2 separate regions of the Homo sapiens genome follow, and region 1 is linked to region 2. Evidence: read pairs that join two places in POLR2A ChIA-PET (ENCODE). Cell type or tissue: OCI-LY7. All regions are shown on one strand. Each heading gives the region's core, and the rest is flanking DNA. Links, peaks and the distances in the headings are about the cores only. Region 1 has its middle 22 kb from the start of NPPB. Region 2 overlaps CLCN6 (chloride voltage-gated channel 6).

Region 1 (4,386 bases), core at 297-4,296, 65 kb before region 2:
GGGACATTTGAGGAGAGGAGAGATGGCAGGGAGGAGAGGGAGGAGGAGATGGGCCCAGAAGCTTGTTTCTCCTCCAGAGATTTTATTTATTTTATTTTTAAAGGAAATGTCTCTGAGTTTTATATATATATATATTTGTCTTTTTGTTTGTTTTGTTTTGTTTTTAAAGACAGGGTCTTGCTCTGTTGCCTAGGCTGGAGTGCAGTAGTGCGATCACAGCTCACTGCAGCCTCGACCTTCCGCAAGGTTTTAAAACGTGTTCATACCTTCACAAAAACTGACACCTGCTTACTGCAACAAGTGAAATTATTTTAAAAGGGCTGAGGAGCTTTGAGGGGAGAAAGGAGGAGGTGAATGAGAGGGGGATGGAGAAGCACTAAGAACAAAATCCAGCCCCTTCCCCCTTTCCCCAGCTGCCTCCTAAGCTGTCTCAGAGCTCTCCTCGAGCTGCCCTCCATGTGAGTTTCCTAAACCGTCTCGAAGCTCTCCTCCTGCGTCTGTATGAGTTTCCTGCGGCTGCTGTGTCAAATTGCCAACAACTCGGTGGCGTAAAACAAGACAGATGTATTATCTTATAGCTCCGGAGGCCAGAAGTCTAAAATCAGTATCCCTGGGCTGAAGTCGAGGTGTGGCAGGGCCGCCCTCTCTGGAGGCTGTCAGGGGAATACTTCCTGGCCTCTGCCGGCCTCTGGTGGCTCCAGGTGTTCCTTGGCTTGTGGCCGCATCACCCCAGTCTCTGCCTCCGTGGTCACACTGCCTTCCCTGCTTCTGTGTGTGGTGGTGTCGCCCTCTGCCTCCCTCTTGTATAATAAGAACACTTGTGATCATATTTAGGGTCCATTGCATAATCCAGGATGGTCTTCCCATCTCCGGAGCCTTAATTTAGTCACCACTGCAAAAGTTTAGTCACCTCTGCAAAGTCTGTTTATTGCCATATAAGGTGAGATTCCCAGGTTGCAGGGATTAGGGAGTGGACGTCTTTGCGAGGGCATTAATTAGCCCACCTACCCTCCCTCTCCAGCCCCACCAGCCTGCCAGGGCTCCTCAAACCACTACATTCCTTCCACCCCTGCCTCCTCAAGCGCTGGCTTTGGCTCTGTCCTCTGCTGGGATGCTCTTCCCCGAACCCTGGCTCCTCCTTATTCCCCTGAGCTCAGTTTAAACATCACCTCCTTGATGACAACCTCTGACCCATTCCAAGAAAAGAGGTGTGCCCAGTTACCCTTTGTGCCTGGCACATAGTAGCTGCCCACTGCAAAAGTGTTGGTGACTGACAGGCATAGAAACCTGAGCACTCGACAGCCCTGAAGGGGAAGCCTGGCTTCCTGATGCCTGGAACGTTCCTTGAGCCTTTCCTTGCCTTTGTTCTCCCACACCTGGGCAGAGGCCATCCATGTTGGGCAGAGTTCGAGGTCTATGTCTGCACTGGCCTAGGCCTCAGGGGATGGGGCCCTGGTTTTTTTCCCACCAAAGCCCATAGAGTAGAATGGGGTGGGGAGGGGAGGGGAGCGGAGGGGAGGGGCAGCACACATGTCAGCTTCCGCTGTGGGCCCTGGACAGGAAAGGTCACTGAAGGGACAGCGTCTCAGGGCCCAGCTCTGCAACATCTGGCTCACGGCCTGCCTTCCCAGCATGTCCCAGAGGCCCTTGAGGACAGAGTGGCAGGTGACAGCACTGACATTAGTGCCAGACTTCCTGGGCCACTGCCACCCACAGGGAGGGGCTTTGGGGAAGGCATCTGGCCTTTCTGTGTCCAGTATAATAAAAATAAGAGCCAACTTTTATGGAACACTGACTCAGCTCCAGGCTGTGCTCATTCAGTCCTCGCAGTCACTGAGATAATGGACTTCAGTGTGTAGAACCATTCATGGCAGCTGATATGTGCCCAAGAAACTGAGTTATTTCCCGGGGGCTCTTTGAAGGCTCTTGGTGTTTATCTGAACACAGAAGATGGAAGGGGGGAAAGATGGAGGCGGGAGGGAGGGAGAGAGGGACCAGGCTGCAGGGTCAAATGTCCTGGAATAAGTGCTTCAGTTCCCTGGAGGTGATTTCTGGATGATTTGTCTTGCTCTGTATGATTTCTTTATGTATTTATTATTTTTTTTTGGCATTAGCTCTCTGTTTATATAGACTCTGGTTCTAGAAACAACTCGCCTGCAGCCGGCTGGCTGGACCAGCACACGCTGACAGGGCTGGGCTATTTACAGGCCCATTGCGGGCTGTACCTTGGTCACCTCCAGGGACAGTGCTCAGCTGTGACCCCAAAATAAGTTAGGGCCAGCTGGGTGGGGCGGGGCGGGATGGGGCAGGGGCTGTATGCACCATGTGCTGGGGGCTCAGGGCCTCAATATTGTTGAGGGCTGGGGCAGTAAAGATGGCTGGGGCAGCCCTGCCCACCCCTAGTGGTCAGTAACGACCGGAAGCAGAGCAGCTGGGCGGGGCCGGGAGGCTCAGGTGTCTGACAGGCAGCTCTGGATCCCGTCCACCCACTGCTGGGCCAAGGGCATATCCTGGGCACAGATGTTGTAAACGCAAAGTGTTGTCTTCACGTCAAAGAAAGCCTTCTCATCCATGGTCTTAGGGCGTGCCCCTGCCACAGCCTCCACCTCCGCCAGTCGATGACACCCTTGCACTCTGTGTCCACACAGTGGTTGCAGTAGCACAGCTGGTGCTGGTCTTGTCCAACATGAACCAGCGGGCCTTCCAAGGCTTCATGAAGGCCTCCTTCTTCTACAGAGTGCCCTCGTTGGACCCGTTCTCACTCTCAGCTCTCTGGAACTGGCTGCACAGGGTGCTGGTGCTGTGGCGGGCAGCCTGGCAGGAGCCAGAAGCGGTCGAGCCACTACTCTGGTCGCTGTCCAGGCTGAGGCTCAGGGTGGAGCCCACGGGCCCCTCCGGCAGTCACACACCCAGGAACGGTGGTGGTGGGGTGCAGTGGACACTAGAAGGGAGCTAGGGGTGCCACTTCCGTCTGGCCAGCCTTCCAGGCGCTGTGCAGCCTTCACCTGGTCCCAGGTGTCCTTCCATCACTGAGGGCATTAGCCCAGCTCTGTCTCCAGCCTCTGCAGCTCCTCCAGCAGAAGTGAGATAGCATCAGGCTGGGGTCAGGGGCAGCTGTCGTAGCAGGGCCACGCCACGCGGTGCCTGCACTGGGGAGCACCTCCGTCAGACCGTTCTTCCTCCAGGGGCCCAGGGGGCCCCTGGGCCAGTTCCCAGTCATAGGGAGGGCCCTTGGCCAGTATCTCCTCAGTGTAGAAATCCCACACCTTCAGGTTGGACACGTTGCTGTAGGGCTGCGGGAGCTCTGTGTCCTCGGGTGCATGCATGTAATTGTAGAACATGGGCGTCCTCTTGCTCAGCCGGTCCACACACTCCCACAAAGACCTGCACAGCAGCTGGCCCCTGCGTTCCCCCTTCTCCTCATACAGCAGCCCCAGCTCAATGCTCTCAGGGTCAGAGTCAAGTAGGAAGGTCCGGAACGGCGGGACATATGGTGGCAGCCGAGGAACCTGAGGTAGAACTGGCTGAACTCAAACTCCATGGAGAACTGCAGATGGACCTGGTGTTACACAGTCCAGGAACTACAGGAAGGCAGGTGTGAAGCCGCTGCTCTGCCCAGCCAGGGTGTGGGCTCCACGGTGGCTGAAGGGATGACTGAAGGACAACCACTTCTTCTCCACTGGCAGGCGGAAGCTCTCCAGCGTGCAATAGAAGGGGTCTGAGAGCAGCTGCACCAAGGATACCACCTGGGAGGTGATGTCCCAGCCATCCTCCAGGCCCACCAGCACAGAGGAGTCTGAATCCAGGGGCTCCACCACCAGCACTGGCACCTGCAGCAGCTTGTGGATTGGGGTCAGCCGCTCCGAGTCCTCCAGCAAGCACAGGAAGGAGGCTGGGCTGGGCTCAGCAGCGGGGCAGCCCGGGACACATGCCTTCAGCAGCTTCTTGAAGTTGGCCTTCACCTGCTGTTCCTCGAATACCTCAATGGGCACCAGCTCCCACTGCTGCAGGGAGTCTGGCCGCACACCCTTGAGCTGGGCTTTGTTCCCGAGGATGTAGAGGGCTACTCGCTGCAGCCGCAGGAAGCCCGGGTGGGCGAGGGGGCCCTGTTGCCTGGGGTGGGGCCAGCACGTCTCTGCCAACTAACCAGGAGCCCATATTGGCACCAAGCCCACTGCTGCGCCCGCTGGTCTGGACACTGCCCCACTTACTTCGGGGTGCAGTCCATCTGGAGGGCAAGGGCGCCATGGGGTTGGACAGTGTGATGACCCTGGCTCTGGGGCTGGGAATGTGACTGCCCATGTGGGCTGAGGAGAAGCCGGTAAGCATGTTGCGTCCCGACGCGTCGGCATAGTGGGGCATGGAACTGACCACAGCCTGCAGGTA
Region 2 (4,386 bases), core at 269-4,268:
GAAGTCGGCAGTTTTGGTTCCAGACTTTTTGCTATCCTCATCTTTGGCCATGTTTCCAATCTTGCCTTGTCTTTGATTCACCTGTGAAGTTGCTGCCTCCACCAACTCTGTTCATACGGGCATATCCCTTCACTCACAGCTGCTGGCTCTATCTTCTAGATAACATTAACGACGTACGGGGAGGAGCCCAGGATAGCACCATAAACTCCCTGCATGAGATCAATAGCTATGGTGTGCCACCCTGTTCACTGGCACGCTGTGCTAAATGAAGGGCACGATGTTCACAGTTCCGTACCCACGACTTCGCTTTTTCCCTAAAGAGCGATCTCATGCCTGCCTAGAGTCCTAACCACTCGGGAGGCTGAGGTAGGAGGATCACCCAAGCCCAGAAGGTCGAGGCTGCAGTGAACTGTGATTACGCCACTGTGCTCCAGCCAGGGTGACAAAGCGAGACCCTGTCTCTATTTAAATTAAAAGAAAAAAAAAAGTAACTTTAACTTCCATTATTTACTCTACCCAATGCATTATCTACCCATTAGGGAGACATCTAGTTTACTAGGTAGATTAGAGATTATGATCCATAATCATATCATAAAAGATAAAGTCCTGCCCAAACCTTTGAGCGCTTCAAGAGCACCATTGTCATGTGTCTCGCTTTCATTTCACAAAGCAAAAGCAGGGGAAGTGTGAAAAACTGTGCCAGGATTATTCATTTAAAAAAAAAAAAGGGAAAAAAGAAAAGGCACTCTTGATTATAATGACAAGTGTTATTGCATTATAATGTTATAAATGTTATAATGACAAATGACAATGTTATTCACCAGGCCAGGGCTTTCCCTGTAAGCCCCTCCAGCCCTATGGCCCACCATCCCTCCAGGCCCTGCCTCCTCACCAGGCCAGTGCAGACTCCAATGGCAAACACCACCATCCACTTCACCGCCTCATATCTTCGACCTTTCTGTTCACACAGGAAAAGAATGATTCAGTTTACAGGGTTATGGTGGCAGAGGGGAAGAAATACATCTTGGCCAACCAGTTTTAAGCTAAATTCCACGTGGAGAGCAGGCACAGTAAAGATGATGTTGGGATTTCAGGTGCTTTACAGTGCAAAAATGATGGACTCTTAAGAGGCTGGGCAAGGTGCACTGACAGGGGGAACTCTGGTTGGCAGGATAAAGGCCTAGGGAATAAATGCCAACATAGGCCTACCTTGCAGATAGCATGGGTTTGGTTCTAGACCACCACAATAAAGCAAATATCACAATAAAGTGAGTCACACGAGTGTTTTGGTTACCCAGTGCATATAAAAGTGATGTTTACACTATACTGAGGTCTATAAAGTGTGTAATAGCATTATGCCTACAAAAATGTACCTACCTTAATTAAAAAATACTTTATGGCTAAAAAATGCAAACAAAATGCATGCTATTGGAAAAATGGCACCTTGCTCAACACAGGGTTGCCACCAACCTCCAGTTTGTAAAACCTGCAGTACCTGCGAGGTGAAATAAAGCAAAGCGCATAAAGTGAGGTCTGCCTGTATCGCATGAAAAGGTTCAAAAAACAAGGTGTAAAGATGTTTACTGGGGCCTTTAGAAGAGAAAAAAAATGCCATGTTAAGACTGATTTGATCCCCAGAGATGAAGAATTGTAAGACCCACCTTATTATCCATGGTCTCCAAAACTTCCAGGTAAGGGTCATTGATACAGCGATCATAATCCAAACTCTGAAAAGAGGCAAAGTTGAGTCAAAAGGTCATGTCAGGTGAGAAGACCTGCAAAGGGACAAACCTCTGGGTTCCTGCTACTCAACGTGTGGATGGGCAGAGCAGTGGTACCTGCAGCACCCAGGAGGAGCTGGTTCAAAATGCAGAATCTGGCTGGGTGCGGTGGCTCATGCCTATAATCCCAGCACTTTGGGAGGTCAAGGCAGGTGGATCACCTGAGGTCAGGAGTTCAAGACCAGTCTAGCCAACATGGTGAAACCCTGTCTCTACTAAAAATACAAAATTAGCCAGGCATGGTGGCGCGCACCTGTAGTCCCAGCTACTTTGGAGGCTGAGGCAGGAGAATCACTGGAACCTGGGAGGTGGAGGTTGTGGTGAGCCGAGATCGCACCACTGCACTCCAGCCTGGGTGACACAGCGAGACTCCGTTTCAAAAACAAACACAAAAACAAAATGCAGAATCTTAGACTCCTGCAGCCCTGCAGCCCCAGATGACTCAGATGCACATTAAAATTTGAGTGGTGTTGCTTTAGGTTCATACTTCATGCTTTAGGAGAAGTTTTAAATTACCTATTTTTAAACTTCCTGTTTTGGCAAAATATTTAAAGACCTTCAGCTATCATCAGCCTTATGAAACTTACTCCATTAGATATGAACAAAAGTTTCAGTTAGCCAGAACCAAATTAATTTAGAATGTCAATTAGTTATAATTATCTTTTGTAGTTAGTGTCTATGGAAATGAGGTTAGTCACAAGACAAACTAACATGGAAAGTATTTTTAAAAGCAACTTCCACTTTTTTTTTTTTTTTTTTGAGACGGAGTCTCGCTCTGTCGCCCAGGCTGGAGTGCAGTGGCGCAATCTCAGCTCACTGCAAGCTCCGCCTCCCGGGTTCACACCATTCTCCTGCCTCAGCCTCCTGAGTAGCTGGGACTACAGGCGCCTGCCAACACGCCCGGCTAATTTTTTTGTATTTTTAGTAGAGACGGGATTTCACCGTGTTAGCCAGGATGGTCTCGATCTCCTGACCTCGTGATCCGCCCTCCTCAGCCTCCCAAAGTGCTGGGATTACAGGCATGAGCCACTGCGCCTGGCCAACTTCCACTTTATGTTAGGAAGAGGCACAGATTCAGCTTGGCTCTCGGCTCCTAAAACTTCTACATCTGAAGCAGCATCCTTTACAACATGCATCACAAAACACAGAAATCCTGCAAGCAACTTGCAGGTATGCCACAGACATTTAGAGAAACAATTCAAAGGAAATCATTTTAGTTGTCTTGTTAGAGAAGCAGCAGTCTGGGCTGGGTGCAGTGGCTCACACCTGTAATCCCAGCACTTTGGGAGGCTGAGGCAGGAGGATCACTTGAGGCCAGAAGTTCGAGACCAGCCTAGGCAAGATGGTGAAACCCCATCTCTACTAAAAATACAAGTTAGCTGGGAGTGGTGGAGCACGCCTGTAATCCCAGCTACTCGGGAGGCTAGGGCAGGAGAGCTGCTTGAACCTAGGAGGCGGAGGTTGCAGTGAGCCAGCCAAGATCATGCCACTGCACTCCAGCCTGGGCAACAAAGTGAGACACTCTCAAAAAAAAAAAAAAAAAAGACGCAGCAGTTTGGCAACAAAGAAAAATAATGGTCGGCCATCAGCTCTCCTTCCCACAACCTGTTCCTACCCACATCAGCTGGACATTGGCTGGGTGGCAGCCACACTCCCAGACAATAGTTTCAAGTCAGCCAAACACATGTGATGAGTGACAATTTATTCTATCTATATGACTACCTAGAGTTAGTCCAAATTCTTTTTTTATGAGTCCTGGAGTACCAACAAGTGACTGAGTAAATCAATTATACATCCAAATATAGTAAACTATACACCAATAAAATGATTATAGTTAAGTCTATATAGAAAGATATGGAAAATCTCCAAAAATTATTCAGCAAAAGAGCAAGATGCAATTAAAAAATAAAAATAAAGCAGGATGGAGAATTAAAAGTATAATATCCCTTTTTGATTAAACAAAATTAGGATTATTTGTACGTCAGCATTCATAATGGGAAAACATCCGTGAGGTAGTGCTTAAGGAGATATTTGTTTCTGGGTGTTGTCTGAAATTCTCATAGCACAAATGGTGTGCTTTTTTATATTTTAAAAAATGATCGGCTGGGCGTGATGGCTCACGTCTGTAATTCCAGCAGTTTGGGAGGCCGAGATAGGTGGATCACTTGAGGCCAAGAGTTTGAGACCAGCCCGGCCAACATGGCGAAACCCCGTCTCTACCAAAAATACACAAATTAGGTGGGTGTGGTGGCACACACTTGTAATCCCAGCTACTAGGGTGGCTGAGGCAGGAGAATCGCTTGAACCCAGGAGGCAGAGGCTGCAGTGAGCCGAGATTGTGCTACTGCACTCCAGCCTAGGCGACAGAGTGAGACTCGGTCTCAAAAAAAAAAAAAAAATCTTTTTTACTGATCAGAAAAGAAACACAGTGATGAAAAAAGTACTTTTAGAAACTAGACTCATCCATAAGTGATTAAACATATATGCACCTACATATGTATTGTAGCGGCCAAGAGGAAAAGCTTCCCCTTTCACTCTCTAAAGGTCTGCTGAAAGTGAACCGACAAAAGGCAGATTAATGGGAGCAAAGGCATCCACTTATTTA

What was found. ChIA-PET counts read pairs that join two places held together with the same protein. Peaks named below come from ENCODE experiments on the same cell type or tissue, not always from the same donor. Only the 100,000 strongest peaks of a DNase experiment are listed, where the experiment ranks them.
Region 1: POLR2A ChIA-PET joins it to region 2 with 7 read pairs; 8 of 35 experiments call an interaction of 5 or more read pairs at or near these places.

What each region holds. Positions count from the first base shown.
Region 1 is chr1:11,878,478-11,882,863 of GRCh38, reverse strand. It overlaps the pseudogene SBF1P2. Among named protein-coding and RNA genes, the nearest start is that of NPPB, 22 kb to the right of the region's middle. RefSeq lists enhancers at 1-246, 2,176-2,676. In OCI-LY7, for the core only: CTCF peaks have their summits at 605 and 805; no DNase peak of the experiment used is centred there.
Region 2 is chr1:11,813,187-11,817,572 of GRCh38, reverse strand. CLCN6 (chloride voltage-gated channel 6) reads right to left here. Exons shown (of 23, transcript NM_001286.5): 3 at 1,662-1,727; 4 at 893-958. Among named protein-coding and RNA genes, the nearest start is that of CLCN6, 9.2 kb to the right of the region's middle. In OCI-LY7, for the core only: no CTCF peak of the experiment used is centred there; a DNase peak (open chromatin) is centred at 2,342; H3K4me3 peaks cover 2,473 bases; H3K27ac peaks cover 3,580 bases.